2 separate regions of the Homo sapiens genome follow, and region 2 is linked to region 1. Evidence: read pairs that join two places in POLR2A ChIA-PET (ENCODE). Cell type or tissue: GM12878. All regions are shown on one strand. Links, peaks and the distances in the headings refer to the core of each region. The heading gives the core; the rest is flanking DNA. Region 1 overlaps GRM8 (glutamate metabotropic receptor 8). Region 2 overlaps GRM8 (glutamate metabotropic receptor 8).

Evidence for each region. ChIA-PET counts read pairs that join two places held together with the same protein. Peaks named below come from ENCODE experiments on the same cell type or tissue, not always from the same donor. Only the 100,000 strongest peaks of a DNase experiment are listed, where the experiment ranks them.
Region 2: POLR2A ChIA-PET joins it to region 1 with 10 read pairs; 2 of 35 experiments call an interaction of 5 or more read pairs at or near these places.

What each region holds. Positions count from the first base shown.
Region 1 is chr7:126,692,304-126,709,077 of GRCh38, forward strand. The region is part of intron 7 of GRM8 (glutamate metabotropic receptor 8); the gene reads right to left. Among named protein-coding and RNA genes, the nearest start is that of MIR592, 360 kb to the right of the region's middle. RefSeq lists enhancers at 4,449-4,518, 8,442-9,641, 8,718-9,037, 10,370-10,419. In GM12878, for the core only: a CTCF peak has its summit at 7,474; DNase peaks (open chromatin) are centred at 8,928 and 10,088; H3K4me3 peaks cover 1,817 bases; H3K27ac peaks cover 6,369 bases.
Region 2 is chr7:126,442,646-126,459,419 of GRCh38, forward strand. It overlaps GRM8 (glutamate metabotropic receptor 8), which reads right to left. Exons shown (of 11, transcript NM_000845.3): 10 at 3,481-3,727. Among named protein-coding and RNA genes, the nearest start is that of MIR592, 610 kb to the right of the region's middle. In GM12878, for the core only: no CTCF peak of the experiment used is centred there; a DNase peak (open chromatin) is centred at 7,846; H3K4me3 peaks cover 973 bases; H3K27ac peaks cover 1,779 bases.

The DNA of each region.
Region 1 (16,774 bases), core at 4,230-12,229:
TGGGTCAAACTCTGGAACAGTAGCAGATATGCTGACTTGCTATAGAATGAGAGTGACAAAGAATGATGAGGAAATGCCTGAGGTTGAGTCCCAAAGTACTCTAAGTGTCCCCCACCAAGGACAGTGATGACTAAGGCCCTCTCCATGTCCTTGATGTCAACATTAGATGATGTGTGTTAAAAATGTTGAGAATGGAGGGGACTATCTTCAGGACATGGCATTACTCTCCACATGGAAGGTGTGTTCAATATGCCATCCTGGGAAGATTGAATTCTTGCAGCAGCACATAATGGAAAAATACTACAGCACTAAGCAGTAAACTGAGAATATATCAGAATCCCAAAGACTACATCTAATATTGCTTAACTGTAGAATGTAGTTATACACTGTTCTGACTGGAAAAAAAAATAAAACACTGCAATTTTTTCTCTTCCCTATTGAGGATGAGTTCCTTACTAACTTGGAATTCAGTTAAGGTTTAGTTTAACCAAACTATTCCTTAGGGAGTTGATTCCTATCAAAGGTCAAATCCTGAAAGAGTAAAATAATCACCTTCCAAATATCAATCTTGTAAAACAGAAGGAGGATCAGAAAATTAGTAGGTTATACTTTATGGGCAATTTCTCTTCACAGCTTAATGCTTTGTTTATATAACTATCCTTATTAAATTATTTTAGCAATAAGAATGGTGTTGCCTTCACCCCACTTCACTCTCCAAACCCTCAATAGGAAAAAGTTGGCTGGAAGAGTGAATAACAAACTAATCGCCTCAAACTTCACTAAGATTAACTGGATATGTCACCTCCTCTAAAGATCACAGCAGTCATTCACTGGAATAACAAATGGCAAGACGGGAAACCAAATTGTCAACATGGGTACAAAGAATCTACTAATTTGCTTGAGGTTAGTGGGTAATAGGCAGTGTTATACTAACATTATTATTCCTTTGTGATACATTTCCAACCAAATTTCTTTTATTAGAAATGCTTTTTTCTGATTATGAAAATAATAAATGCTCCTTATGAAAAATCAAAAATATATTTTAAAAATACAAGAAAACAATAATAATTAACAATAAGACTGGCAACCACAGATGATCATTGTAATGAATTAGCATTCTTCTTTCAGTGTTTTGGTGTATATAAGTACAATACATTACAGCATGTAGGTGCTTTGCAGTTTATGTGTATTAGCATGGTCTCATTTTGTTAAATTATTATAAGCAACAATATTAATGCCTGTATTATATTCCAATCTATTGACATTTATATATCCTTTGTTTTCTAACATAAAAAGCTTTTAAAATAGGTACAAATACTTTTTCTAAAAGTTTTACATTACTTCTTAGGGTAAAATTCTTGGAAGTAGTGTTTCTGAACCAAAGAGCAAGAAGAAAATATTTTGCCGAATTATTTTCTAGACAGTTTTCTTTGTTTTATAGTTTGTTTAATCTTTTGCTGGGCATATAAAATAGTAGTCTGATCTCTGTGCCTTCTTATCAATCCAAAATATTTCTTCTCAAAGTATTTTCTATTTCAAAAGATGAAAAATATGTCTCAAGTTATGTTTCATTTATTACATCTAAGTCTTAATCATTTTCATAAATGTATCAGTCAAATGTAGTTTCTTTCATAAATTGTTGGAATATGCCCTTTGTAAATTGCTATTTTAAGATTTTTTAAGATAGGTCATTAGAAATTTGTATGACCATTATAAATATTCAACGTATTAAACGTTTCTCTTATATTTGAGGCAAATATTTCTCCCAACTATGTTTTTCTTATTTATTTATAAGAAAACAAACTAAACTATATATAGTTATATTTATTAACTAAATATAAATAGTTAGGTCTATTTATATTTCCCTATGTGATTCTGACTCAATTCCTCTACATTTAGAAAAATTCCTCCCCCTCTACAGATTAGACATGCACCATCTAAAACATAGTACTTGCTTTTTAATTATTATTGTTAGAATTAAATGAAACTGAAACTTGTTAATGAAATTAGCTAACAAAATTTTCCACTGCTGACCAGATATTATAAAAAACATTGAACCTATCATGTTTAATAGTGCATAGATTTTCCCAAGCTGGATAACTGTGAAATAGAGTGTAACCAATGATTTGAGTGTAACTGTGATTAAACTTTCCAATGTTGGAAGACACTTTTAATGGAAGCTATTATCTATATTTATAGCAGTTTCATTTTTTACTTCAGCTGTTACTTACTCAATTTTTTTCTTCTCTTTTTTGCAATTGATTTGCAAAATATTCCATTAATTGCCTTATAACTGTTATACATATGGAAAATTGTTAGCATGCCTTAAAGTGATCAAGAAAGCTCTTGAGTGTTGAAATATACTAAGTCTTATTTTAGATCTACATTTCTCCTCTGGGTTCTGCTTAGGCAAAACTAGTTACATTTAATGACGCTTTCATGCATTTGCTATTAAATTATATTAGTCTAGGTCAGTCAGAACCTTGAGATACGTTTGTCTCTTGAGGCTCCTTGTCTGGACTAGATGTCCATGCAATTCTTGTTCAGCTCCAAGTCCAGCCAGAGGCATTTAATGTGGCCAACAACAATGGTCTCATGCCTTGATTCTAACATGTATCTGGGGGTCTGAGCTTAAGAATGGAGAAACAGAATGTAAGTGGTCCTGTCAGTTGTTAAACTACTCTTTCCCTGCATCCCCAGTCTTGCCTCATAGATATCCTCGGAATAAAATATCATGATTTTTAAGCATCTCAGTTTGTACTAGGATTGCATTGATGGGTGGCTTTTCCAACAGAGGAGGAATAGAGATGGGAGGGACTGAGATGCCTATATTCGAGAAAAACTATTTCTAGGCAGATAGCCAAATCTTGATCCATCAAAATACTAAATTAGTAATATATTAAAACATTTTTAAAGGGAATTCTGTTATTATTATGAAGAAAATGAGAAAAGAATAATATTCCATACTGATATCTTCTATCATTTGGAAATACCTACTTTCTTCCAAGAACTGTATAATGTACTAGAGACATAAGATTAAAATATATGGTCCCTGTTTCCAAATAGCTCATAGCATGGAGACCAGGCTGACCAGGAAACAGTATCAGCTATGAAACGGAAGTACTGAATTACAAGGAGTAGATGGAATGACTGCCTAGCTGAAACTGTAAACATCAAGAAGAATTCCTGGATAATGTGCCCTATGAATTGAGTTTTACAGGAAGAGAATCTCAGGCAGAAGAAAGCATATTAGAAGGCCCAATGCTGTGAGAAATAACCTATTTACCTCCCTGCAAGTATTTCAGCAAAGGTCTTAATTGGTCAGTGACAATTAAGTAAAATGAAGGGCTTAGGAGGTCCAGATGATTAAGGTTTTTATTCGGCTTGCTAAGGATTTTGGACTTTATGCTAAGCCAATAAAAAGGTATTGAAAGACTTTAAGTAGTCAAGGATGTATGATCAGATTTGCATTTTAGAAAAATTTCTCTGGCCACAATTACGTAAAAAACAGAGAAGGATGGGGCGGGGGACACATTAGCACAAAAGAATAGTTAGAGGACAATTCTTGGCCATTCAGGAAAGAAATGAGGAGGGTCTTAAGTAGAGAGAGTGTTTCTGAAGAAAGATATTAAAGAGCCATAAGAGGCAACATATGATCACTGATTATAAGGTTGGAGAGACAGGGATAAAGAAAAGGGTGAAGGCAACCCAGCTTTCTGGCTTTTACAACCAGGTAAAATGTGATGACGTTCACAGAAGCAGGGAGTAACAGTGTGAAAGAAGGCTTGATTGAAGGTAGAATACAAATAGCTTGAGTTACCTGTGAAATGCACAAGTGGATACACAGGGCTGGGACTAGGGTGAAGTGAGTGATGCATGGAATTGGATGCAAAATTTAAGAAACAAAAACTCTTTGAAAAAATGCATTTTATTTTAAGTCTGGGATACATAAGTAGGATGTGCAGGTTTGTTACACAGGTAAACGTCTGTCATGGTGGTTTGCTGCACCTATCAACCCATCACCTAGGTATTAAGCCCCGCATGTATTAGCTATTTGATATTGATGCTCTCTCTTTCCCTGCCCCCTACTCCTGACAGGCCCCAGTGTGTGTTGTTCCCCTCCCTGTATCCATCTGTTCTCATCGTTCAGCTCCCACTTACAAGTGAGAACATGCGGTCTTTGATTTTCTGTTCCTGTGTTAGTTTGCTGAGGATAATGACGCAGTGGTAACACATGGAAGCCTCCTTTCTTTAAGGAACTATTACTGAGAGAGAGGCAGAAGGTTTAAAGGTTGTGTTTTTATTTATTTATTTTTACTTTTCTCTCATGAAATAAGAAACTGGAACATGTTTATTTGCTGAGGCTAAAAGGAACTGGCAATGGAGAAGGGACGTGGGAAGGAACAAATCAGAGAAGATAGATGCCAAAACAAAGACAGACAGAGGCTGAAGAAAAGGAGGCTCAGATGGGATTATTGTAGACAGTTTACTGAATACAGGCCTTCAAAACTGGGGGGCTTCCACCCAGGAAGTGAAACCATATGACCCAGCAATCCCTCTTCTGGTTATACACCCAAAAGGAAGTGAAATCAGCACCTTGTAGAAATATCCGCACGCCAATGTTCGTTGCAGCACTATTCACAATAGCCAAGATATGAAAGCAACCTAAGTGTCCCTCAAGGGATGAATGGATAAAGAAAATGCATAATATATACAAAAGAGAATACTGTTCAGCCTTTAAAAAAAAAAAGAAAATTCTGCAATTTGTGACAAAATGGACAAACCTGGAAGACATTATGCTAAGTGAAATAAGCCAGGCACAGAAAGACAAATACTGTATGTTCTCACTTATGTGTGGAATTAAAAAAAAAAAAAAAAAGTCAAGCCCATAGAAAAAGATAGTACAACAGTGGTTATCAGGGACAAGGAGGGGATGGGGAATGGAGAAATGCACGTCAATGGGTACAAAGTTGCAGTTACATAAACAACTGAAATAAGTAAGTCTCAAGAGCTAATGTACAGCATGAGGACTACAGCTAATAATTTTGTATTATATACTAGAAACTGGCTAAGACAGCAGATTTTAGGTGCTGTTACCACCAAAAAATAAAAAAGAAGGTAATTACGTGACATGATGGATATGTTAATGTGCTTGACCTTAGTATATTTCACTAAATATATATGTAATATACATTTATCAAAGCATCATGTTGTATGCCTTAAATATACACAATAAAAGAAGGAAAGTAATGCACTTTTATTGCCTGGACAACACATTAACACATCTCCCCATTGTGGGTCATTTTTTTTTCTTTTGAAATGTTTATAACATTTACTCACATCTTTCCATATTTCTGCCCATCCCCAAATTTAAGGAAATTAGTATGCAATACTTATCTGCCTGTAATCCCTTCTCTTTGGGGCATTAATCAGCAGTTACTAATCTGAAGATTTAACAAGGGAAGAACAAAGAAGCATTAAAAACACTATTTGCTGAAAATATAGAAGGGGTGCCTAAGTGTTGCTCACATCTCTTCAACCTTCAGGTGGAAATTATACTCAAGGCTGCAATGGCTGGAACCCCAAGTTCACTGAAATCTGCATCTTGAAGGAATTTTTGCACAAAACAGTTCTTTCATTTCAGAAATAAAATATTTACTAAAAAGTTGAGAAACAATGCAAGCAAATGCAGTAAATATTTGTTCTTCATGGAAGCAAGTTATTCCTTTACATACTCCTATTGTCTCAGTGAAGTTCTGGAGGTTTATACAAATGGAATAGATTGTGGAACTACCCCTGAGAACTACTCTTAAACATGCTACGTATTCAGGATGTCAAATTAAAGGAGTCTCTGAGGCTGCCGCTTCTCTGGTCATCTTTAATTAGACAATACTCTGGTGAAACCCTCACAATTAATATTAAGAGTTGTTCTTCTTCTACAGTAAGTGGAAGGGGAATTATGTAGTGGCTTGTTCTTTGTTATAATTTTATTGAGAGGGTTGTGGAGGAAGGATTGGAATATAATAGAATTGTTCTATTTTCTACCATTTACAGAAAACTAGATGAATCACAAAATTGAAGAAAAAATGATGCTTATCTTTTAAATATGTATTTTATAAATATTTAACTTATATTAAAATTACTTTCCACATATTACAAAATGCTCTAGGCATATCAGTGCATGTGTGCTACTCATTAAATGTTACTATGTCTTTCTACCACAGAGATTTATTTAGGAGGGAGATTGTCATGTTATTTCCTATACCTGGAATGACTCACACTTCTGTGCCTGTTAACATTTTATCCATCTGATACAATCTAGACCGTGAAACCTTTCCTAATCAAGCTATTTTTTCATAAATTTAACAACTGTCATAAATGAATTGTCTGTCATGAATGAATGAAGCAACAAAACAATGAATGACTCAGTGTGGGTTGGTTCTAAGAGTTGCATACCTTCGTAACCCCAATAGAGCTTGTTGGGGTGCCTGGAATATTAACAAGCCAAAAAAATACTTACTTTATTATTAATTATGTAGGCAATGCATAAATTGAAATACATTTATATTTCTCTCAAGAAATTCTCTCTAAATTATATTAGCTTCTGAGGAGAAAGTGTCTTTCTAGCAACCTGGCTTTTAAAACCATCATAGGCACTTTCTCTGTAAAGGTAAATAAACTTTCTTTGGAATGTGGTGAAAGAAGCTGTTAGATAATTTCTGAATGTCTGGTTTTATAATAAGGAGGGTCACTGTCCTCAAAGTTTAGCAATCACTAGACCCTGAGGGACTTTTATCTAATCTTAACCCTGCACCTGACTGCCAGGCAGAGCTAATCACTTAACCTCCCAGTGAATTAATGGGTTCATCTGTAAAACACGATTGCCATCAAAGGCATGAAAGGAAAAGACTAATGATAGACGGAATGAGGTTAGATTTAAAGATTCAACAAAGCCATCAAAATTCACAGCAAAGCCATTTTCCATTATTTCCCTCAATTGTAACTATACTGCTTTTATAAGAAGTGAATTCGACAAAAATAAGTTTATAAGAGTTCTGTTGTGCTAGTTTTTATCTGCTGGACTGATGCAGTATGTAAGAAAATTCTCTTGCTTTCAAAAATGTAAAATTTAAAGCACATTGAAAATTCATGATATTTCATGAGATGCCTAAGGATTTGAGACTCTGACAGACAAAAAAATCCCCTGTGATTTTGATAAGACTGCTAAATAAAAAAGCAGTTCATACATTATTTTTATCACCTTCCTCTTCTATTTCCTCTTTCATTTTTCTATTACATTTTGATTTTGACTTTTATGTTTCTGCATCTTTACTTTTCTCCACCCCTGGAGCAATGGGAAGTATTTTTTTGCAGGCTACAAGGTACCATTTTCAGTGTCTGATGAAGTTCTCCCTTTGGTGTGTGTCAAACAATCATTTCCAGCCTCCAGATAAAGAGACAGAGTGGCCCAGAAATGCCCTAAGCCCACTAGAGGCATGCTTGCCTAAGCTGGCTGCATCTCTCCAGTTGCAATGCACATTTTTTGGGACAATAATAAATACTGGCTCAAAAGAGAATGATGGAAAGTACATTTTTAGGAGATATGAGATCTAGGTCTATTGATGGATAAACTGATTTTTTTCCAGTCACTATAACATCTGTTCAGAGTAAGTAAGCATCACTGCACAGGGAGATGGAGGATGTTAACTGATATTGGGACTACAATTAGATAGAAGAAAACCAGAACCAAGGCACACACACTGTTCAGATAGTTCATAGGGTTATTTTAATCACTGATTCAACTTTACAGAATGAAGTTTCTCCATTCAATTTCACATCAGTAACTGCAGGTTGTATTATGTCTAAGATTGGTATAGAACAACAGCAATTTCACAATATCTAGACAATGAATGAATATTAAAAATCTATTTCATTAAAAAGCTCTTTCAGATACTGGTATCTGAAAGAAACCATGTTGGACGCAAAATATATCAAGAAATCAAGAACTCAATATAATGAAAATAAGGCTGAAGACTGCAACAGATTTGAATACAGCATGCCTCTATATTCTAGTTATTAATGATTGATTTTTAAGAAAACCTGTTTCAGTGAAAAGGGCAAGTAATCTTTTTTAATCTCACTTTAAAATATTTCCTAGAACTTTCTCATTCATTAGCTCACTTGATTCTCAAAACAATGATTCTCATTCATTAGCTCACTTGATTCTCATATTCTCATAATCCTAAAATAAATGTTATTATAATCTGTATTTTAAAGTTTAATATTTTGAAAGAAATAAATTACATAATTTGATGAGGGTGATAAATTGGGACTCCAGTCCCAATTTAGTTCACCCTGAGCAGGTCCATTCTCACATCAACCTGTTACACCATTTAAAGAAATAAAAAATGTCCATTACATATATTTTTAAGTTACATTCAGTCAAACAAGCAGTTACCTTAGCACTCAGATGTGTAAAAACCAGTGCAACAAAATTTCAGTTTTTAACAAGTCATCTGAAACAACAGAGGACATAATTTTGTCCTGTTCCCAAGATACTTTGTGTTTATGTTCCTAAATCCTAAATTCCTAAAATTGCATCCTGATAAAGAACAGTAAATTTGTTTCTCTACTATATTTACCATATTGCCTCATTACTTGATCCCTCCTTCCTTCCCTCCCTCTCCCCTTCTCTTCCATTCCTTCTTTTCTTCCTTCCTTCTTTTAATAAATGTATATATATATGTGTGTATATATATATAACCAATAATTACCAAGCACTTACAGTACACTGGGCAGAGTGCTAGGCTCTTCACTGAAAACACTTCAAAGTATAATAAGAGAAACAGGAAGCAATGAAATGAGTCAGCTAGTTTTGGAATCAGGTTAGTCACAGTTGATCTCAGCTGCAGGCCCGGAAGGTTGGGGGTGGGCTGCCTTGTATTGCAAACACATGCATCACATCACACAGACATCCTGCACGCTGGAGCACAGTAGCCTGTCAGTTCCCACTGCTGAGTCATTTACAGCTTTTATCGTAGTTAATGCCAATGATTATATATGTTAAAAGTACTTATTAATCCTTGTACCAAATATAGAAGAGGGCTCAGACGCTTCTTATCTCATGGTTCTTAAATCTAACCATGCGCCATACTCACTGGTAGTTTTACAAGGAATGGATTCTTGAGCTCCTCTAAAGAAATCAGTAGCTCCAAGAGAGATGTTTTTAAAAATCTGTTTCTAGTAAACTCTCCCAGTGATTGCTGAGTAACCTACTTAAAATGACATTGGAAAACCATACACTAGAACCCTGCTTTTGATTTTTGTTACAAGATCTAGAATCAAGTTCAAATAGTCTAGATAGTAAAATATTGTGAGAATTTTTTTTTAGTTTTAGAAATCCTACAAGAAGTATAAAACTATTGTTATAGTCCATGCAACCAAAATTCTTACCCAACTACTGGAAAATGAAGGAGTAAAAAGAGTTGGCCAGGGTAGAGACATCTGGATCCCTCTTCGGCAACCTAAGAAGATAAGTCTGTCAGAGAATAGTGATTATAATGAGTTAATGACTATATGCCTGGTTTGCTTTAGACAGCCCCATGTCATGCCTTCTGTCTTAGTATAATTATTAATCATGCTACCCATTTCTTTCTCCGAAGTGTCCCTATTTGAACAACAAGTTATTTGGTCACCCCAACTAAAAGGGAATCTTGTCAGAGACCAATGAGTGTCGTTTAGTGAATATAGAAATAATAAGCAGGCTCTATTTATTCATTTATTCAACTCAATTCAGCAACACATTTGTGCTAGCATTCGCACATGCCAAGTCCTGCATAAGTGAGGAAAGCCCCTTGCCTTGTGGAGCTTACAGTCCAGCAGTGGAAGACTCACACAGTATACAAATGAAAAACAAATTAAAAAGGATAGAGATTACAATAACTGCTATTATGGGAATAAAGAGGATGATATAATAGGATTTCATGGGATGGACAGGTGTAATGAGGGGAGGCCTTCTGGCAGACCATCATCTGTTTCAACCTCATTTTGCATACCTTCTTGTACTCCAGAAACTGGAAAGCTAAAAGCTATGTTTCATATCCTCCTCCGCAGCTAGGGATCTGGATTTAGACACAGACAACCAGATATACTCATGCGAAGCACTGATTCAGAACTAAACTGTAGAAGGACGACGCAGTGGCAGAGAAGGTGTCTACTTCACTGGCACAGAAGTCCAGTCTCCTTATTGTCAGACAGCACATAAGATGTGTTCCTGAAGGTAATGGTTCTGACCCCACTTCCTGATCCCCTACTCATGGTTATAGTAGTACAACCCTGAAGCCAGCAGTTGGGACAGCAGTCTTCTAACTCCCCAGCTTCCTGATGAGGCAGATGTAGAGGGCCAGTTCTGTGGTGGTGTTCTTGGAGTCTGGAATAGTTCCACATCAAGAGCTATTCCCAAGACCTTCTAAAAAATTGTAAGCACTAACTTACCATGTTAAGTTCCCTTCTGATTAAAATGGAGTGGTTTCTGTTATCTGTCACAGAATGCTAAGTGATAAAGACCTAAAGAATGAAAAGGAGTCATGTGGCAAATAAGGGGAAGAGAATTCCAGACCGAGAAAATAGCAAGCGTACAGGGTCAAGGCTGGGAAAAGACTTGGCACGTTCAAGCCACAAGAATAAAGTCACTGTTGCTGGAGGAATGAAGAGGTGGGAATGCGGAAAATGAGACACTGTGGGAGTCTGATTAGGGCCATGTCAGTGAGAGACAAGTTCAGATTTTTCCTAGTATATTGGGAATTCATTGAGGAGTTTCAATCAGGCATGATCTAGTTTTAAGAATATTAGACTAGATGCCTTGCAGAAAAGGAATTAAAGCAGGAAGATTAGTATAGGACTATGTCAGTAGTACTAGCAGGGGTGAGGAAAAGGAGGAATTAAATTCTTGGCTTTCAGCTAGATCAGAAGGTAGATGTGCTGTAATTCATTAAAACAGAGACGAATAGGATAGAATAAACATATGTTTGAAGCATCAAGAGTTTGTTTTCGTTTTGTTTTTGGGTATCTTTGGTTGCACAAGTCAAAGTTGAGATGCAAACCAGACAAAAGACTTTGACAAGGAGAGTTTTATAAATAAGAATCTGCAAAGGAACAGTCAGTTTTCCATGGAAATCCTCATCTAAACCAGGTCCTAGGGTCAAGACGTTTTAACATAAGAGTCAGAAACAAAACCTCAGAGCACAGTGCATCCAAGCACCTTTTTCGTTTTTTATACGAGGTCTCGTCTTTATCACTCAGGCTGAAGTGCAGTGGTATGATCACAGCTCACTGCAGCCTCAAACTCCTGGCCTTGAGCGACCCTCTTGCCTCAATCTTTCAAGTGTCTAGGACTACAGGTGTGCTCTGCCATACCTGGCTAATTTTTAAAATTTTTTTCTTGAGACAGAGTCTTGCTATGTTGCCCAGTCTGGTCTCAAACTCTTGGGCTCAAGCAATCCTCCAGCCTTGGCCCCCCAGCGTGCTGAGATTATAGGCTTAAGCCACCACACCTGGCCACCAAAGCACCTCTTTCTTATGTTGGCTGTTACCAAAGCCTATCAGACATTCCCTCTATTAACCCTACAACCACAGACCCTGTCCTTACCTGCAAATTCACGAACACTTCCTCAGGCCCAGGAAGAACTGGACGACTTCTGTCTACCTATACTACCAGCAAATGATTAAGTCAGACTGTCAGGACGTCTACAACCCTCTTATTATATGTTTCCTATATTCTTTCAACTCTGATCAGTTGTTGGGGGAAGTCAGGGACCCCGAATGGAGGGACTGGTTGAAGCCATGGCAGAAGAATGTGAATTGTGAAGATTTCATGGACATTTATTAGTTCCCCAAATTAATACTTTTATAATTTCTTATGCCTGTCTTTACTGCAATCTCTAAACATAAATTGTGAAGATTTCATGGACACTTATCACTTCCCCAATCAATATCCTTGTGATTTCCTATGCCTGTCTTTACTTTAATCTCTTAATCCCATCATTTTCATAAATTGAGGAGGATGTATGTCACCTCAGTACCCTGTGATGATTGTGTTAACTGCACAAATTGTAGAGCATGTGTGTTTGAACAATATGAAATCTGGGCACCTCGATAAAAGAACAGGATAACAGCAATGTTCAGGGAATAAAAGAGATAACCTTAAACTCTGACCACCAGTGAGCCGGGCGGAACAGAGCCCTATTTCTCTTCTTTCAAAAGCAAATGGGAGAAATATCACTGAATTCTTTTTCTCAGCAAGGAACATCCCTGAGAAAGAGAATGCGCCCCTGAGGATAGGTCTCTGAAATGGACCCTTGGGTCTGGCTGTCTTCTATGGTCGAGCTGTAGGGATGAAATAAGCCCCAGTCTCCCATAGCACTCCCAGGCTTATTAGGAAGAGGAAATTCCCGCCCAATAAATTTTTAACAGACTGGTTGCTCTCAAACCCTGTCTCCTGATAAGATGTTATCAATGACAATGGTGCCCGAAACTTCATTAGCAATTTTAATTTCACCCCGTCCTGTCCTGTGGTCCTGTGATCTCGCCCTGCCTCCATTTGCCTTGTGATAGTCTATTACCTTGTGAAGTACGTGATCTCTGTGACCCACACCCTATTTGTACGCTCCCTCCCCTTTTGAAAATCCCTAATAAAAACTTGCTGGTTTTGCAGCTTGAGGGGCATCACGGAACCTACTGACATGTGATGTCTCCCCTGGACGCCCAGCTTTAAAATTTCTCTCTTTTGTACTCTGTCCCTTTATTTCTCAATCCGGCCGATGCTTAGGGAAAATAGAAAAGAACCTACATGACTATCGGGGGCAGGTTCCCCAATAATCAGTAGCCCTGAGACTATAAGTTGAAGTCTGCTTACTTTGCTATAATTACTATCTGGAAAGCTGACTTGCTATTCTTATAAATATAATCCTAGCATTGCAGGATACCATGGGCCATCTTGCCAATCTCCTTGCTGCACAAACTTGCTAAGCCCATTACATATGCAAGTTTTATCATTATAATCATAATCATCAATACCATTGTGGCTGAGGTTGATGTTATGATTGCCATACATTGAAAAGTAGCTATGTAAGTCACTAAACAAACATTTTATCTCCACTTAAATATATTTGTTTGTCTGAAATAATTACAGAGAGAATATACATAGATCTATGTGTGGACAAGCCTATCTGTGTACGTGTGTGTACATATATTTGTGCACAGGCCTAAACAAATATATATGTATGGACGTATATGAAACTAATATGTAATCAGTTAAAAAGTTAGGTTAATATACATAGGTTAACATGTATGTATATTAAACTAACAGGTTATCATGAATGTGTTATTTGAACTCATAGTCATTAAGAGATGTAAAACTGTTAAGATTTTTCACTGTTGGAAAACATTGGAGAGCCTCAAAATATTTAAACATCTAATCTTTAAGTTGAAATGATTCACACTAAAAGAAAATAAAAATATCTGAGCATATTTATTCAGGAGCAGCAGTAAATTAAGAAACCAAGAGTTTTTTTAATGAGTTTTCACTATATTAATTTCAAGCTATTTATTATGTTATGGGCTGTCTGGTTTGTTAAAGCCTAATTAATGTAAGTAAAGAAGACCCAAGTAATCATTAAATATATCACTATGAAATGAATTTTAGATAAAAGTACCATTACTTTAAGAGAGGAAAGAACACATAATTGCCATGGTTGATATTAATTTTAATGTCATGGAAAATTTATTTAGTAGGAAGATGCTTGCAAGTAACATCTGAATTTTTCTCTTTGTTTCAATATCCATGTAAACCTGAGAGAAATTGCCTAGTAGATTTTAAAAATCTATAGTATAGGTGTTTTAATCAGGGGTCTCCAGAGAAACAGAACCAATAAGCCAATTCCTTATAATAAATACAATTTGATATAAAGAATGGCTCACATTATTATGGTGACTGACAAATCCCAAGGTCTACAGGGTGAGTTGGCCAGCTGGAGACCCAGGAGTGCTAATGGTCTAGTTCCTGTCCAAAGGTCAGTAAGTTTGAGTCTCAGGAAGAGCTTATTTTTCAGTTCAAATCAGAAGGCAGAGAAAAGCCAATGTCCCAGTTTGAAGTCAGTAAGGTGGGGGGAAATCTTTCCTTGGAGAAGGTCAGCCATTTTGTCTTATTCAGGCTGTCAACCGTATGAATGAGGCCCATAACATTAGGAAGAGTAGTCTGCCTTACTCAGTCTACCAATTTAAAGGTAAATCTCAACCTAAAACACCCTCATAGAAATGCTGAGAATGATGTTTAACCTGGGCACTTTGTGGTCCAGTCAAGTTAACACATAAAATGATCACCACATTAGGTCAACTCTCAGAATGCAGAATGTTTTGCCTTTACTAATAATTCATGCTAAAGGAAAAAGTGAACATGAGTAGTTACAGCCACAGATAATATAAGATACTGTAAGTCTGGTTTCAAAAAGCATTATGTGAATTCTTCACATGTTATTTTCAATGGTCCTCCTTATTCAATAGTTTTAATATATACCTGGTATCTGCCATGTCTACCACAAAGGTAGACAAAATGCTCACTGGGGTCCTAGTCCTTTTTACCTCATGCCTACCTGGCCACCTTATAGCTGCTCTCTCTTCAAGACAATCTACTTTCTACATATTTACTACATAAATATTCCTGGCTGGGTATCGCAGCTCATGCCTGTAATCCTAGCAATTTGAGAGGGAAAGGTGGGCAGATCGCTTGAGTCCAGGAATTCAAGACTAGCCTGGGCAACATGGCAAAACCCTATCTCTATTTTTTTTTAAATGTCTAATGAAAAAAGAAATCCTAAAACACTGTTATTATTACAATGCTCCCCTGGCTCAGGAACCTACCATGGCTCACCAGAGAAACAAAGGTAGATTAACTTTCACCTCCACAAAAAGACTATAGCTATTATTGTGTACAAGTATTTTTTTTTAAATAAGGCTAAAGTTTCTACACTGACTTTCAGAATTTCAGAGAGGAGTCCAAGTTGTAAGCCAGCTGGAAACAAGATGACTACTATAATGGCATGAGAGTGTTCATTAAGCAAATTGTATCTTGCCTTAAGGTATGTATGTGGGGAAGGGGGTGTATAGTATTAGACAATGCTTCATTTAACTAGACTTTCTTTTCTTCATCAGATTTGTTTACTTCTCCTATACTCTAGGTCTACGCTAGGCTCTAGAGTTTCAACGCATTAAAGGTACAGCCCCCTGATGGAACTAAATAGAGAACCCAGAAATAAACCCATTCATATATGGTCAACTGATACTCAACAATAAGGAAAGAAAGTCTCTTTTATAAATTACATTTGAAACACTATCTACATGAGAAAGACATTTGCCCTTTATCTTACACCATACACAAAAATCAACTCAAAATGGATTGAAGATCTAAATGTAAGACTTGAAACCATTAAAAGCCTAGGAAAAAAACATGGAGAAAATCTCCTTGACATTGGTCTTGACAATGGTTTTTTGGCTAGAACACCAAGAGCACAGGCAAGAAGAGCAAACAATACCAAGTGGGACTGTATCAAACTAAAAAGCTTCTACACAGCAAAGGAAAGAGTCAACAAAATGAAAAGGCAACATGTAATGAGAGAAAACATCTGCAAACCACATATCTAATATTCAAATTATATGAGAAATTCATACAACTAAATAGTAAGAAAATGAAGAATCCAATTAAAAAATGGACAAAAGACCTGAATAGGCATTTCCAAAAGAAGATATACAGATGTTCAATAGGTATATGAAAAAATGTTCAACATCACTAATCCTCAGAGAAATACAAATTAAAATCATAATGAGGTATCACTACACACCTTTTAGAATATCTATTATCAAAAATGAAAGATAAATGCTGTCAGAAATGTGGAAAAATGAAACTTTTGTACATAGTTCGTGGGAATGTAAATTAGTGTAACCATTACAGAAAACAGTAGGGAGGTTTCTCAAAAAATTAAAAATAGAACTACCATATGATCCAACAAATCACTACTAGGTGTATTTCCAAAGGAATGAAATCAGTTTATTAAATAGATATCTGCACTGTCATGTTCATTGCAGCATTATTCACAATAGTGAAGATATGGAATCAGCCTAAGTGTCTGTCAATGGATGAAATGGATGAAGAAAATGTGATATGTATATATCTATATATATGATTCTATATATATAAAATATCATATATAGATTATATATCACATAGAGAGAGCTCCATATATATATATGGAGGCTGAATAGTACATACAGTAGAGTACTATTCTAAGGAAATTCTGTCATTTGCAATAACATGGATGAACATGGAGGACATTAAGTGAAATAAGGCAGGCACAAAAAAAATACCTCATAAACTCAGTTATATGTGGAATCTACAAGAGTTGAACTCATGGAGGTAGAGAGTACAATGGTGGTTACACCAGGGGCTGGAATACTTGGGAAACGAAGGATGTGGGGAGCAGTTGGGGAGATGTTGGTGAGGGGATTCAAAATTTTAGACAGGAAGATTAAATTTTAAGATGTTTATTGTAAAACATGGTGATATAGTTAATAAAATGTATTCTACCCTTGAAAACTCCATAAAAAGTAGAATTTGTGTTCTCACTGCAAAATATGTGAAGTAATGCATATGTTAATTAGCTCAATTTAACCATTCCATGATGTATGTGTATTACAAACAATATGTTATACAAAATAAATATAT
Region 2 (16,774 bases), core at 4,471-12,470, 250 kb before region 1:
GAAGATGTCCATTCAACAGATGGCAGTTTGGATTAGATCAGTTTTAAGGATCTTTCTAACTTTGGGGCTCTGTAGCTAATTAAAAATTAACATATTATTTTTTGAACTCTTAAACATGGTTTCTAGAAAGAAAATGGTAGAATTCTATTGAGAATTGAGAAAACAATTCACAAAAGGACAGCAATGCTAATTTTCCTACTGGTTAGAAAAGGAAGTGTAAGGTTCTGGAATCAGATGATTTAGTCAACATGAAAGCAATGATAAGGGACAAACTTTGTGGATGGCAGATACCTCGCAAGAATCTTTATCCCAGAAGTATTATAGAGCAAAATGAATCAGAGATGTACCAATGAGTTCATAGGGAGATGTTTTTCACGGTGCTGATGAATATGCTCATATGAAAATCAGTTTTTGAGCACAGCAACAGTAAATTAATTTCCTTGTGTGCATCACACTGTGTTCATAAGCTAGAAAAAACAAATCTACCTCCAGCAGCAGCTGTTTTCATGAATTATTCATGAACATAGCTTAAAGAATACTATGTACAGCATTTGTTAATTGGGTACAGTTGGCAAAATTCATATATATCAACTTTGTTTCTAACTCCCCTCGCACTCTGTTGTGAAATAACACTTGACCTTTTTTAAAAATGTAAACTATAGTCTGCAAATTCAGCAACTAACACAACACTCATTGGTTTCCCATCCAGCTTCGTATTACTTATATTTACTCTGTGTAGCTTTTGAAACTTTAAAATCTTGAACACAGATCTACCCTTTCATTGTAGGATGGCCATGGAAGTGAACAAAGGTTAAAAATGGTGATCTGGAGTAGGATTGTGGAAGGATGTGTGAAGATGTCACACATCTTTCTCTCCTGAATGAGTACACTGTAATCACTTTACTTCGGCCCAACTTATTCAAACCTAAATTATACTCCTGTAAAAGATCAATGCACTAAAATCTCCAAAGTACAATTAAACTTTTTTTTCAGGCAGTAACTGATATTATCTTGATTTACTTTTTGACTTTACTTCACCTTCTAAACGTGAGCATCTGACTCCTCCAGAATATTATAGGCTTACCCTCCAAATAGGCCTTGTTTTTGCAATCTTTCATTCTTATTTTAGAGAAAATAGAGAAATACATGCAGGCTATATAATTTCCATTTCAACATTAATAGAAAATAACCAAAGGAAAACAGTATCTGTATGAGATTTACTTCAATAATATGAGATTGGTTCTTATCAATACTGAGAATTTTGTTTTTCAGGGCATGTATTTATTCTTTTAAAGTGGTGAAAAAGTTTATTAAATTTTTTCTCCACCACTTTCCAAAGGTGAGTCTGAATGACTGGTATTTATATCACTATAAGTTTGGTTCTTTAATTTGGCAACCATATTTTATAAAGTTTTCTGGATTGCTGCTAAAAAAGAAAAAAAAAAGAGAAAAACAGGTAAAACAATAGACTCTGGTGAGTCATAGTGAGAAGTGCCAGTGTTCAAATTACATCACTGGCCAACAGCAGTTTATTGGCATCCTATAATAGCTTTCAACTTCCTACACTAATGCTGTCAAGGTAGGAAAAAAGGTAAAATTCTGTCCTCAAATCACAAGCATTCTACTTTGATGCCTTTAATGGCAGTTACAGTATACCTTTTGCTAAGAGCCGAAATAGGTTTATCATTAGTAAATTGCTTACCTATACTCAGAGATGATTGTAATGATTTGTTACTAAAGCCCATCCTTACCTTGCTTCGCATATTTCTTACTTCACAAGGTTTCATGTTTGCAGAAAGGTGAATATGTGGAGGGTGTTTGTGAAATTCTTGTAAGGTTCATTTCTCTACACGTGACTAAATTTGGTATTGGTGACCCGAAGATAATCTTTTTAGAACCAATCTGGCTAATGATTCCAGGTAAGCTGATAGTAACTGAAACCAATATGTCTAATTAAGCAATGCTAATTAACTATCACAGGATAGTTCTGTGTATGGTAAATTAGAGTAGACAATGCTTATCTAGAAATCTTGATAGAAAAGAAGGTTTGTAGATGGAATGTAGACCATAAGTTGCTATAATAATTAAACCAAATAAAATTAATTTTTAGTTTTTTCTTATATTTAGTGTCAAAAGTATGGAGAGTAGGGGATACAGACTGCTGGATGAATATGAGAGGAAGAGAATATTTTTGCATAGGATTTTGTCCTTAATGCCTGACCGGGTGTGGTAACTCACACCTGCAATCCTAGCACTTTTGGAGGCTTAGGTGGGAGGATCACTTGAGCCTAGGAGTTAGAGACCAGCCTGGGCAACAGAGTGAGACCCTGTCTCTACAAAACAAACAAACAAACAAACAAACAAACAAAATTAGCTGGGCATGACAGCACATGCCTGCAGTCCTAGCTATTTGGAAGGCTGAGGTGGGAGGATCACTTGAACCCAGGAGGTAGAGGCTGCAGTGAGCCTAGATCATACCACTGCACTCCAGTCTGGGCAACAGAGCAAGCTCCTGTTTCAAACAGAAAAAACAAATATTGAATCCCTATGCTATATTCCAAAAGACTGGAAGCCACTCTAATACAAGTACCTTTGCTTTTCTTTCTTTTTTGATTCATCTGTAGAACCTAGTAAGGTAAAGGTTGTAATGTTTACCATATTCAGCTTCCTGGTATTTTACCATACAAATCTTCAAATTATTTGCCACTCTTTCATAGATACCAAGATGGGCTTCAATAGATCAGTTAAATTCTACTGGTTGAGCACAGATTTCTGTGTATTGTTATCATGTGCTTTTTCCTGGGTGGACTGTAGAGACGAAAATAGGTAAAGAAAAGAAAAATGGAAAGGTGGTTGTAGAAAAGATTCTATTTCCAGGATCATGAGGCTTTTAAAGAAGAACTTTAATTATCTTAATATATCCAAGAAGGGAAGTCAAGGGAAGCCCTCAGGAAGCCCAAGGAAAGGGGACCACGTGGGAGAAACAAGTATTAACTGTGACTTAACTAAACATATTGGCTAACTAGAGTTCTCATTTCCCTAAAGGCACAAATAACATCATTTATATGTGTAAGATCTGTAGTGATATTCTGTAAGTATCAGCAAACTACTGATACTATAAAAAGCACCCAGTATGGAACAAGAAAAATTGTGGAATTGTTTCCAAGTACTAAAAGATAATTTTTATAAGAAGATGACGCTTTCAAATACCAAGCTTTGTAATGCTTCAAAAGAAAGATCTGAATGTCATGCTTTGTAAAAGAGATTTTGTGAGCAAGTTTGTACTCTGTAGAACAGCCGCTCATCTTGAGACCATTTGCTTCGAATGGTTTTAAATGTGATGGTGTCACGGTATGTGAGTACCATCATGCCCCTGGAAACATGTAGCACAATCCCCAAGACTAGGAGAAGAATGTTCAACGTACATCTATTAGGAAGTGCTCCCGCTCTTGACCATCGGAAACTCTACAGATGACTTACTGTTGGTTTCAAGACTCTCACAGAGTTCACTTTTCACCTCGCCATTTGGTCTGTCATTTCCTTTTTGGATCAGTTTGCTTTGCATGGTGGCAGCTGTCACCACAGCCTTGAAGCTCCTCTTGCGTTTTTGAACATTCTGTTCTGGATGAAAAATTATAATATAAACCTTGGGCATATAGAGCATGCCCAGAGATACTGAAGCACTTAAACTCATGGAGACAGTAAGTGTTGTTGTCTGGATGTACATCTGAGGGAAGAAAAAAAAAAGAATCACTGTTGGTAAGCCTAACAGTAGGAGATAAAGCAAATAACATACTATTTTCTAAAATTGTTCCAGCTTCTCTGCTAAAGGCACATTAAAAGGCACTTATTGAAATTGTCCTTAATTATAGTCAACCATTCCTGTGTCCTAACCTGCAAATGTAAATGAGTAAGGTTATTTTTTTATTGAACCCAATTTATTAAAATAAAAATACAAACAACCAAGCTGGTGGAGTTTATTTTCCTTTTTAGATTATAAATAAACATACATAAGGAAGGGGACCAAACCAGTCTGGCAAAACACTAACACTTAATGCCACACAGAACTTCTTTAGAAGGTACTAGTGGGCCAAGTGTTATTGTAGCAATAAGTTTAACCCAGAAGGTAAGTATACATAGTGAAAATAGAGTGGGAGTGCAACATTCCAGAACATCACTATTACACACCTGTGCTTGAATAATGCTAGTGGTTGCATCTTCACATCATTACATAATTCCAACTACCAAAAATCACAAGCATGTCATAAGGGCTTGATTTTTTTTAACAGTCCCTCTAAAGAACACTTCCAGAAGGTTCTCAGTGATAGCATCATATCGAAATAAGTCAGGTGCTTTTATAAAATATGTAAGATCTCCTCCCTCCAAGATATATGCACTGGGATATGGTCCCGGTCACTGCATTCTGAAATTCTCCCCCTGTGCTCATTGCTTGCCCTTATCCCACTGAAATCGACTGCTCTGATACTTACAGAGAGAGCTCTTTCTGGAAGGTTTTTCTTTCTACAAGCTAGAGGTTAAGAATCTGAAAAAAAAACCAAAGCTAAAATCACTGCTTTGGCTTTTTCTTTTTTGGTTATGGTATAGAAACAGAAACAGCAGTATTTCATTCTTTAAAAACAGAAACAAAAACCTTTGATCTGGTTCCACTTTTCATGTCCTGAGCTCAAAATAGAATTTTCCCCAAATAACTTGGGATACTGAGGCCACGGAGAAACCACATCTTAAGACTGTAAAGAGATTCTCCCTTTGTCATATCTACGACCCTCATTAATAGATCTGTTCACTCTATTTACATCTCTGAATATGATCCTGATTAGTTGGATTTTTTAAATATGTTTTAATCTGTTAGTCTTGCTAACATCTATCATACTAGTTAGATCTCATCTGGCAATCCTCAAGACCAAACTAATTGTGTCCTTTTAAATAAAGAATCAAAAACAAAACAAAACAAAACAAAACAAAAAAAACCATTCGCCCTCAAGGGTAAATAACTGAATCAGCATTAGTGTTGCCTTTTCCTAGAGGAGAAGGTTTCTCTTAACAGATGGCAAAACCTTGCGGTAAAGAACTGTCCAAACCATGAGCAGGATGTGAGGCACAAGTTAAGAAACTGTCTTTGGATATAAAATCATACCATGCACACTGCTGAATTTACTGCCCAGTTCATCTGCCACTAAGGCTGTCCTTGCATCCTTGCATAAGAGCTCATTGTTTAAGTGTGGAAAATGCTTTAACGAGATTTACTACAAAGTTTACAAGATTTACTACAATTAAGACCATCCCAATGAAATAGGGATGTGTACGTTTACGGCTTATAAATCTCCTAAGTTTTGCCATCTACTTTTAAGCAACCTATTATTTTAAACATTCCTAAGCTTCCTAAGTATTGGTTAATCTTTTTTGAATTCCTGCTTATTTTCAAGCTAGCATTGCTGCAAAAACCTACATAGAAAATTGACTGCAGAGAGAGGACATAAAGGTAAGAAAAGAATGTGGCAAAGTACAAACCACACCCATACATGTTCCAATGCCAGTCAAATAGAAAACCACCAGTCAGACTCTTTCAAGTCAATTTAGCCTAAAAACAAACAAACAAATCCAACGACGAAACAGCCATAAAATGATGGGAACATCTATACTGATTAGTTGGATTTTTTAAATGTGCCTTAATCTGTTAGTCTTGCTAACATGTATAGTACTAGTCCAAATAGTATAAAAATATTTTTGTAATAAACATCCTATACATTTTCTCTGTTACCAAAAATATAAATAATAGTCTTCTCTTATTTGGAATAATTTCTGCGATATATAGTAAATTTAATCCTGCCAAATATTAGACATGAAGAGGACTTTGGAATGCTAGCTTCCTCGTTAAATAAATTACCGCAGTCTATCCTTTTGGCAAGCCAACTCAATGAAAGATGTAATAAACACAGATATTAGAATTAAATAGTACCATGGTTAGTGTAGCAAGCTCTTCATTGGACGCTATACTTTCAAATTATACCAAAATGCTGATCTTAATTATGTACTTTCTTAAGACAGCTTCTGAAAAATTTTAATGTGAGTTTAATACAGGAAAGGCATCTAACAAAATCCTTAGCAAACTAACAGAAGAATAGAAAACCAAATACTGCTTGTTCTCACTTATAAGTGGGAGCTAAATGATAAGAACACATGGAGACATAGAGGGGAACAACACACACTGGGGCCTTTTGGAGGGTGGAGGGTGGGAGGAAGGAGAGGATCAGGAAAAATAATAACAGGTACTAGGCTTAATACATGGGTGATAAAAATAATCTGTACAACAAACCCCCATGGCACAAGTTTACCTATATAACAAACCTGCACTTGTATCCCTGAACTTAAAATAAAAGTTAAAGAAATCCACAAAATCATACCCTAAGTCCACAACCTTACAGTGGCCTAGCATTTGTTACAGGGCCATGGAAGGAATATGTTCCAGTAGACCTGGGTATGAATTCTGAACCACCACTTAAATACATTTTTTTAAAAGATAAAGTTTACAGAGAAACTCTAGAGTTATTTTCTGGGTGATTAAAGTCCCCAAACCAACCTCCCAGGCTACAATCTAAACCAATCAATCTTCCCTGGTTATTGGACAAATATGGTATCTTATTTTCTTCTCTGAACAGTAAGTTCTTATCTATGTCACAGGGTGGGGTTGGGGGTAATACTTTTCTCATAGAGGAGTTACAGGGTAGCATGATATATTTATAAAATCTCTTACAGATACAAGATAGCTCAAGAAACATTCTTTACCCTACAACTTTGCATCTAAAAATATGCTAACAAAGTATCCTCCCAGGAGTATAGGACAAAAGAAGGACCTATTACACACTTATTCAAACCAGTTTTGTTTAGAGAAGAGCTGATAGCCAGGCTCTGACTATACGATGTTGAGGAAAAGGCCTTTGTAATCTCACTTCAATGTAGACAGAATAAAATTTTGTCCAAATGTGAACTCAAGACCATATTTACTGCCTGGGCCACATGCTTAGAATAATATAACAGCTCTTTATCTCAAAGTTACAGCTCATCAGAATGCAGGAGGGGACTGTATTAACTCCCACTAACCCACAAAAATTCAAGAGATGCTAGCAATGATATTGGATATGTCAATAATAATCTTCTCTTTCCCAGCCTTCTCTTACGTGCTCCCTCCTGGCCCTGTCACTCCAAAATACTAACACCCAGAGGATGGGGACTATCTTTTCTATCACACGCACTGATGGCTTGTTACTTACTCTGCCTCCATGCCCCATGGACATTTTGAACCTGAAGCAGTCAGATGCCCTGAAGCAGATTTAAGCAATCTCTAGATAAGCCAGGGGTGAGCTGTGACAATGGAGCATACTAATATGAAATCTTTTCTGGGACCTATTACAGTTCCCTCTTCAAACTCTGGATAGGTCATTTGTACATATCAAGGTCTACTCAACGTAGGCCATGATGTGGTATCATTAAAGACTCCAGGAAGAGTGAGGAGGGAGGAGATTTTATTTTTCCAGGATAAAGGTCAGTCTTTTGCTTTCAACCAGCTGCCAGTGCACAGACCACCACAGACTCTGACATCCAACCTGGTATTTTTGCAACCCCTTAGTAACTAAGGTAAACTATTATGAAACCTAACACTCAAAGCAACTTTATGCCACGTGATAAGAAACAGACTCAGTATTTATTCCTGACTATTTCTGTTTTGCCCTCGATGGTTTAATCTTACCACTTTGTTTTAGTCACCAGGTTCTGTTTGGCTGCTTTGCATACCGTTTGACCAGCTAGAAAGCTACACTAACACTGACAGCCTGTATTTCTCTGCTTCTGTTTCTACTTCCTCATCTGCGTGTCTGCCAAAGTGAAACTTGCATCAAAAAATGGGTTTTCTTTTGCTTTTTAGCAGCCAATGGACTTCAAAATACCATTTACTACTAGAAGTGATTTTTTTTTTTTAAAGATGAAGAAGTTTATAGAGAAACTGGAGTTGTCCTGTGGGTGGTAACACCCCAAATCAATCTATCATGCAAAAGTCCAAACTCATAAAATTCCCCTAGCAATTGAAAATTGCAAAAACCAGAGGCAACCATTCAGCTTTGCTGGCTGAGCCTGAAACCACTACCAAGCTCATATCAAACGTTTTTATTTTGTTCCTGTCTTGTTTACATTAAATATCTTCCTAGTTTCATTGCTTAGTCTTTTTCTCTCTGTCTCTTACTCGCTTGCTGATCATATTAGAATTACACCCTTAAACCAAGACAAGCTTCATGGGTGTGCACTTGTACACAAGACCCTGTAATAGAAGGGCCCCATGCTTGGTTTAATGCTCTGCCACGAATGTTTTGAAGTCTGTAATAATTGTTAAAGAAAGACTCCTGCATTTTCATTTCTTACTGGGTTCCACAAATTATATAGCTAGTCCTCTTTTAAAAATCACTTATATACTGACAAATTCCGGGCTTTTCTTAGGAAAGGCATTTGTCTTTTGGGTCACTCCCTTCGGTGCCTGACAGCATCTGAAACTTAACAAGCCTCTGATTCCCAATCTTCATCCCTAAACTTGATCTCCCAGTGGTCTACCCTATCTCATTAATACCGTGCTTCTAGTTCTTGGGAGAGCAGGTGGACAGGGAACTTGAAATTGTCTTTTACTCCTTTTTTATACTCCCACCCTATCTATGACCATATCCTATTGATTCTACCTTCAAAATTTGCTCAGAACTTTCAGAATGTCTCCACTGGTGTTACATTGCTCAGAGCCATCATCATCTCTCATTTGGATCAGTACTGTAACTGTCCTAGTGTTCTCTTTCCTGCTGCCCTTGCTCTCTTCTGTTTGAGCATTTGATTGATCCTAACACAGAAGCTAGAATAATCCCATTATTCATAAACTGAATTAGGTCACTCCTACTCTCCAAAGCCTACTCTCCAATGACTTCCCATTGATTGTATCTTGACAATGGTCCACAAGATCCTCTGAGAACTCCTCTGGTTTACTCTTTTTTTACTCATTCCCTTCCACCCATACTGGCTCCCTGGCTGATCTTGGAACATACCAGGCATGCTTCTACTTCCAGACTTTTATATCTGGTGGCTTGCCTCTTCACTGCCTTCAAGTCTTTACTGAAATGCCCCAGCTCAGTGAGACCTTTCCTGAACACACCATTGAAAATTGTAACCCCCAACCTTCTACCAGTATTCCTAGCTTTATCACACTCCTTAGTATCTAACACATTATATCCTAAAAGTCTATATATTTTACTCATTTAATGTATGTGGTACCTATTTCCCCTAGCTAGAATAAAAATTCCATGAATATTGGGAATTTTACCTGTGTTGTTCACGGCTGTAAACTCAGCACTTAGAAAACTGTCTGGATTAAGAAAATGTGGCACATATACACTATGGAATACTATGCAGCCATAAAAAATGATGAGTTCATGTCCTTTGTAGGGACATGGATGAAGCTGGAAACCATCATTCTCAGCAAACTATCACAAGGACAAAAAACCAAACATGGTATGTTCTCACTCATAGGTGGGAATTGAACAATGAGAACACTTGGACCCAGGAAGGGGAACATCACACCCCAGGGCCTGTTGTGGGGTGGGGGGAGGGGGGAGGGATAGCATTAGGAGATATACCTAATGTAAATGATGAGTTAATGGGTGCAGCACACCAATATGGCACATGTATACATATGTAACTAACCTGCATGTTGTGCACACGTACCGTAAAACTTAAAGTATAATAAAAAAAAAAAAGGAAAGAAAACTGTTTGGATAACAGACATTCTCTATAATCTTTTGAGTTGGTGTGAGTTCATACTCCCAAATTTGGGTTTTAAGGAATATAACTCATGTATTTCCAAGAAGGAAAAAAAAAAACAGATACTGAAACTACAAAATATCAGAAAACTGGAGGACTGGAGGACTCCATTCTTTTTCATAGCAATCTCTAGGCTGGGAGAGAAATGTAATCTTGGGCAGATAAACATAATGCCCTTTTAAACAGTAAACTTGGTAATAATGGGCCATTTTGCTCTCCATCAGCAATGAACAGTATAATTCAAAGTCAGTCGTTTTCACTTTGGGAATAGGAGAGCTCTGGGATCTGCCCTCAAAACAAGTTAACTGTATAACTGAGGGTCAGGCACTCACATTACTTCTAAGTTTTCATAGACTTAAATCAAAGGATTTAGTGAGACAACATATATACACAGTGGCACAGAGCCTGGGATATATTAATTAATAAGGGATAGCTTTATTGTCATTATTTAACCTTGACAACCTGTTCTCTATTCATCTTCCTTCATTCTCCACGTCAGAAACGCTTAACACTACTTCTCTCTCAAAATCAGCTTCAAGACTTTTAGCCTTTATAGCAGAAACACACACACACACACACACACACACACACACACACACACACATACAAGCAAAATGGTTTATTCATAAGGAAATATACTTTATGTTTGTGGGAAACTTTAGAGTCACCACAGCAAAGAATTATAGTCCAATTTAACTCTGGGAAAAATCACCGTCCTGAGTGTTGTGTTTCTCCTGTCAGGTAGAAATCACAGTGCTGCTGACCCAGCAGCAGGTCAGATACATTGCACTGTGTTTTCATTAGTGGAGGTGGAGACCAGTTGTCTGTAATCCATTTGCAGTCACTTATCACATCCCCTTTCGGCTCAGGACACATATTTGCAACATGAAGAGTCAAATCAAAAGCTACGAATAAAGAATTGTGAAGGAAGACTACAGATGCAGAGCAGGGCTTGTTCTCCCTCCTGTGAGGTCTTTCTGAACCCTTAACCTTGGAATGATTGGGAGAGGTGGAAACTAGCTAAAGAGAATGATACAGCATCAACCAACAAGCAGAATATCAGCTTCTCTAATGATAGGAAAGAACCACGTAAGGAAGCTCAAGATCTGTTAAAGAAGGAGAAAATCTATCTGATTTACAATGACTATAATTAAACATAAGTGATCTTTAATATTTGGATTAGTAAATAATTTGTTTTTATTAAAGCCTGATGGAAAATTTAAAAACAGAGTAAATTTTTAAAACTATGGCATTATTAAATAAAATGTGGTCTTTAATTTTCAATTATTATATATGAGAATTATTTACAGAAATATAGTAAATAAGTAAACTGATGTTGCATTTTCTACTGGGATATGTATATGAAAATTAATACAAGGTGTCTACTCTCTCAGTGCTTATTAATTCCTCCTTTACAGGTATTTTTGCTCATGTTTTCCTTCGTGGATTTCTGCTTCCATGGTAACTTTTGGCCCTTTATCACTGCAGCAGCATGGACAGAACTGGGAATAACAGCAATGGGGATGTCTTTAATTATTATCATTTGAACGGATATCAAAATATAATAATATTTTCAGGTAGAGAACAAATAAATAAAAGTATAAATTAGTTTAGAAAGAAGCAAGGAAGAGGAAACAATTGTTTCAGGAACAAAATTTATCTCTGAACTATATTTTAAAGTATCTCTATCTCTATCTATCTGTCTATAGTTCTAGAAGCCAGGAAAAGAGAAAATATGTTGAATCCTATATTTATCACTGCCTAGAGACGGAAGCCTTGCTAGAATTTAAATTTTAGGCTAAATAATAAATTCAGGTTGTGTTATCTAAGGAAAGTTGGTAAAATTATGAAAATGGTTTCAACTGTAGTTTTGCGAAAGGCACTAAATCTTGGTCAGATAGATATTTTCTCTATAACCCTTTTTAAAGACAAAATAATTGATTCAGTAACTCAGTGCAGGTGCTTTTGCGGAGGCACATGATGTTTTAAAAGTGCTATTTTTTTTTTTCTGGTGATATCCCTTAATATAGTAAGAATCAAGAAAAATGGTGTTATGGGCTGAATTGTGTCTCCTCCAACATTTGTATTTCGAAGGCCTAACCCCCAGTACCTCAGAATGTGACTGCATTTGAAGACGGGGTCTTTAAAGAGGTAATTAAGTTACAATCAGGTCATTTTGGTGGTCCCTAATCCCATATGCCTGATGGGCTTATAAGGAGAAGAAATTAGGACACAAGACACACAGAAGGAAAATCACGTGATAACACAGGGAAAAGATGGCCATCTACAAGCCATAAGCCATGGAGAGAGGCCTCAGAGGAAAATAACCTTGTTGACACCTTGATCTCAGACTTCTAGTATCCAGCAGTATGAGGAAATTGATTTCTATTGTTTAAACCACCCTGTGTGTGATACAGCCCTGGAAAACTAACAGGAATGGGGAGTTGATATCACTGAAAAAGTTCTGAAAGTTCTGTGATAGTAGTTGGTTGTGGTTAAATATACCAATAGAATCTCAAAGATGTCTGATATTGATTAAAACGATGAGTTTAGATACTGTACAATAACTACAACCATAACATCTATCAATTATTGAGGATCAAGTACAGCATTATGCCAAAACTTTTATGCACTTATTTAACCCCTCACACTAATCCTGTAAGGTAGGAATGAATAAGTCTATTTTTGAGAATTACACAGTCACGAAGAAGTCATTTTTGAGACACAGTCACTTTTGAAAAGTCATACAATACATGAAAATAAAGTGTAGATTCAAACTGAGGTTTCTCTAATTTGAAAGCCCATATCCTTACCACACACCATCTGGCCCCCATAAATACACCGAGAAGTGAAAGAGCAGGATTAATGTGACTTGAGTCCTCTCCAAATCAGAGAAGCATCCCTTTTCTAATAGATTTGGGCCAAATTTCTTCTAAATAATAGAGGCACAGTTAAAGCACTTCAATTAATATTTAGTTGTGCATTAGAGGGTTTCTGCTGTTATTAATCAGCTACTTTCTTCATAAATAAAAGCCTCATGTGGATCCTAGAACAGCTCTGGCTTTCTTATAATTACATCTTCTTAAACTTGACAAAATAATCTAGCTGAGAATATGGGCCTGAAGAGCTGGATAAGTTAATCTTTTAAATGATGTTTAGCATTGAGTTTGCACTGGGTTGGAGCAGAAAAGTCTCTGATGAACCACTGGCCACCAGAAAGAACAGGGATTCCCTACATGCAGAAGACATTGCTGCATAGGCACCATTCCACCTCTATAGCACCAGAGACAGGCTATTGACAATACAGCAGGCAGGCGAAGGTGGATTCAAATACAGATGAACTGACAACCAAGAATTAGCAAATACTTAAGGAGAATCAAGACACCTTACAAAGAGAATAATATAAACATACAAAAATAGATCCAATAGAGCTAAAGAAGGAAGACTGTGGAATTAAAATTATTGTTATCTTAGAGAAGTTTTGAAAAAAAAATAACAAATCCATAAAAATATCAAATAAATTCATATAAGCTAACATTTTAATCATTAAAATAAAATCTCAGTAGATGAAGGACTTCTGATTCTGGCTATGGAGGAGTAGCTATAATCAAACCAAACCAACTTCTGAGAATAACTATAAAACAATCATAAAGTTAAGGGAAAAAAGACTATTTGGAGGTGTCAGAGGAGAACCAAGGTAGCCAGGACTCAGGGGACCAAGATCCTAGTAAGGAAAAAGAAAGCACATTGACATATGTCCAGCACTCTCCACTGCCTCTTATTCCCAGGTAACGTACTGATTCTACATAGGAAAGACAGAAATCTTTAGACAGACCTGTCAGCAGTCTCATGGGACTAGGGAGATAAAATCTGGAATTTGGGGTTATCATTGCAATCAGGACTTAAGGACCCACAATTCTAGGGTACTACAGAGAAGTAAACCGGGTATTTTATACCTTTTTTTTCCCTTGAGACTTTGCTGAATCCTAAGTGTAAGAAAGCAGCAAGCTAAAAAAAAAAAAAAAAAAAAAAAAAAATCAAACATAATCTAGATTCAGAGAGAATTCAGTTAGAATTCAGGTCCATGGAGGAGAATGATTACTCATAAAATATCAGACATTTAGCCAATATATCTAAAGGGATATTGCTGAGGAGGAAAGGTAAATCAGAAATAGACAAATCCATAAAAACCTGAAACTTATCCTCGAATTATCCCAATCCCAGATTATATCAAGGTGAAATGTCTTGATATATATATTTCAATTGCCGACTAGTAGAAAATTGAAGCTTCTCTAGAAGGAAATAACAATATATATAACATCTACATTTTTTTAAAATGTACAATGTCAGTTATTCAATAAAAGATTACCAGCCAGGCATGCTAGGACACAAAAACAAATGACCAAAAACCGTGGGCAAACAACAACAAAAACTAAACAGGTGACAGAAATGGTGCCACAGATGATCAGAACCAGGCTTCTCAGACAAAACTTTAACATAAATGTATTGAAGAAAATACATAATACGATATTTTCATCAGAGGACTGGAATGTGTCTGTGTGTGTGCCTGTGTGTGTGTGTATTGAAGTCAAAAATTATAGGAGTGAAAAATATAATAATTGAATTGAATAGATGAGTTTAATAACTAATTAGCTACATGGCAGGAAATGACTGATGCATTAAAGATAAATCAGTAAAAAAAATATCCACGGTGAAGGATGGAGACTATAAATATTTTTAAAATTCAGAAAGAAATTATTGGAGATATATAAAACATGATACAAAATTTGAATAAACATGAATCTTAAGTCCTAGAAAGAAAGGAGAGATATAATAGATAAAAAGAAACACTTAAAAGAGACACTGGACAATAATTTTCCAAAACTTATGAAAAATAATCTATTAAATTGTACAGAAAAAAATTACCAGATGGCCACATTCTGGGAAATCCTAAAAAATTTCAAGGATTTAAATACAGGGTATGCTATCTGACTAATGTGAAATCAGATTAGAAAATAGAACTAGGTTGGAAATAAATAACAAAAGAAAATTGCCAACTGTTTGAAAATTAAACAATACATTTCTAAATCACTCATAAGTCAAAAGAAAAACAATGGAAATTAGCAAATATTTTGAACTGAATAATAAGATACAACATATCAAAAGTCATGGGCTAAAGCAGACACAAAAGAAGAAATCTTGATATGATTATTCATCTCAAAAAACTAAAGAAAAGGGAGAGAAAATTAAATCCAATCAATATAGAAGGAAGGAAATAATAAAGATAAAAGTCAATAAAATAGAACACAAATGTAACATAAAGAAAATCAACAAAGCTAAAAAAAAAAATCTTTGGAAAGACTGTAAAATTAAACCACTCACAAGGTTGACCAAGAAAACAAGAAACAAGACATAAATTACCAATAATTTGGTAATTATTCCTAAAAAGGGAAGAAGATGTGATATAAGATTTTAAAAATATGCCAGCAAATTACTTCTAAATGTTGTTAGCCAAAAAAAAAAATAAAGTGTATGTTTAAAGTTTAAGAGCAACTTAGAAAAAAATGAAAATAGTATCTAAAACTCCTGAACTATCAAATGAAAAAAAATGAGAGAAAACTTGATCAGTTAAAATAATTTCAGAGAAGACAAAAAAAGAAACATGAGAACATAGTAAAAAGAAAACAGAAAACATTAGCAAACATAAATCATTAATTTTCATTATAAACACTAAATTCCCTATTTAAATACAGATATTATCAGGTTTGATTTTAAATTGTATTCTCAAAAGAGAAAAGCATATATAAAGATTATAATAAGCCAAGTTGAAAATACATTTTCTATGCCAGGAAAATGTAAACAAAGAAATCTGGAAAGTAATATTAATATAGGACAAAATAGAATGCAAGATATAATCATTAAATTATGCAAAGAATATATATACACACATACAATTAATCCATTATCACAATGTATGTAAGCAACGCATTATAGAAATGCAAGGATAGACAAATCCATAACCATCATGAGAGATTTTAATTCATCTTTTCAAAGATAGAAATTTGATTATACAATATATAATTAAGAATAGTTTGAATAAGTCAGTAATAAAATTATCATTTTCACTGCATTATTTTAAAACATAAATGAGCTTCACAGAGATCAATTATGAATTAGGTTATCCAGCAACAAAAATAAAATTTTCATAACAGGAAACATGAGACTATATCCTTTCACCTAAAAAGGTAATCAAATTAAAATTATAATTTATAAATAAATATGAGTTTTTATTTGGAAACCAAATATCATCCCTGTAAGTAACTCCTATAAAAAGGAAAGTACAAACTATTTAGAAATTGAATAATCATGAAAACAGTATGTATGAAAACTTGTGGATACAACCTAAGTGGTGCTTGAAGGAAAATTTAAAGTCCAAAATGGCAATCTTAGGATGCAGGAAATCTCAAAAATTAATCATGGAACTAGGTAAACTTTAATAGAAAAAAAAAAAGTAAACTCAACAGAGAAAGAAGAAAGTATTTGATATAAAAGAAGAAAGCGATAAGACAGAAAACTATAGTACTCATAAACCATATCATATTTGGTAATATGATAAGTCCACATAGAAATGAAAAATAAGATGTAAGTACCAGTACAAATTAGTTTTTTTAATTCTAAAAGCAAATTTTGCATAACTTTACACCAATAAATATATACATCTAGAAAAAATGCAAGATTGCCCAGGAAATAGATATTAGAAGTGAGAAAACAAAACAAAACTATATGGAACTAAAACTATGGTGAGTAAATCAGAAAGGTAGTACGTGACTGACAGAATGATGATGACCCTGCCTGAGAGAGAGCCAGCCATGGAGTGAGAACAAGGAAAACAAGGAAAGTATTCACCCCC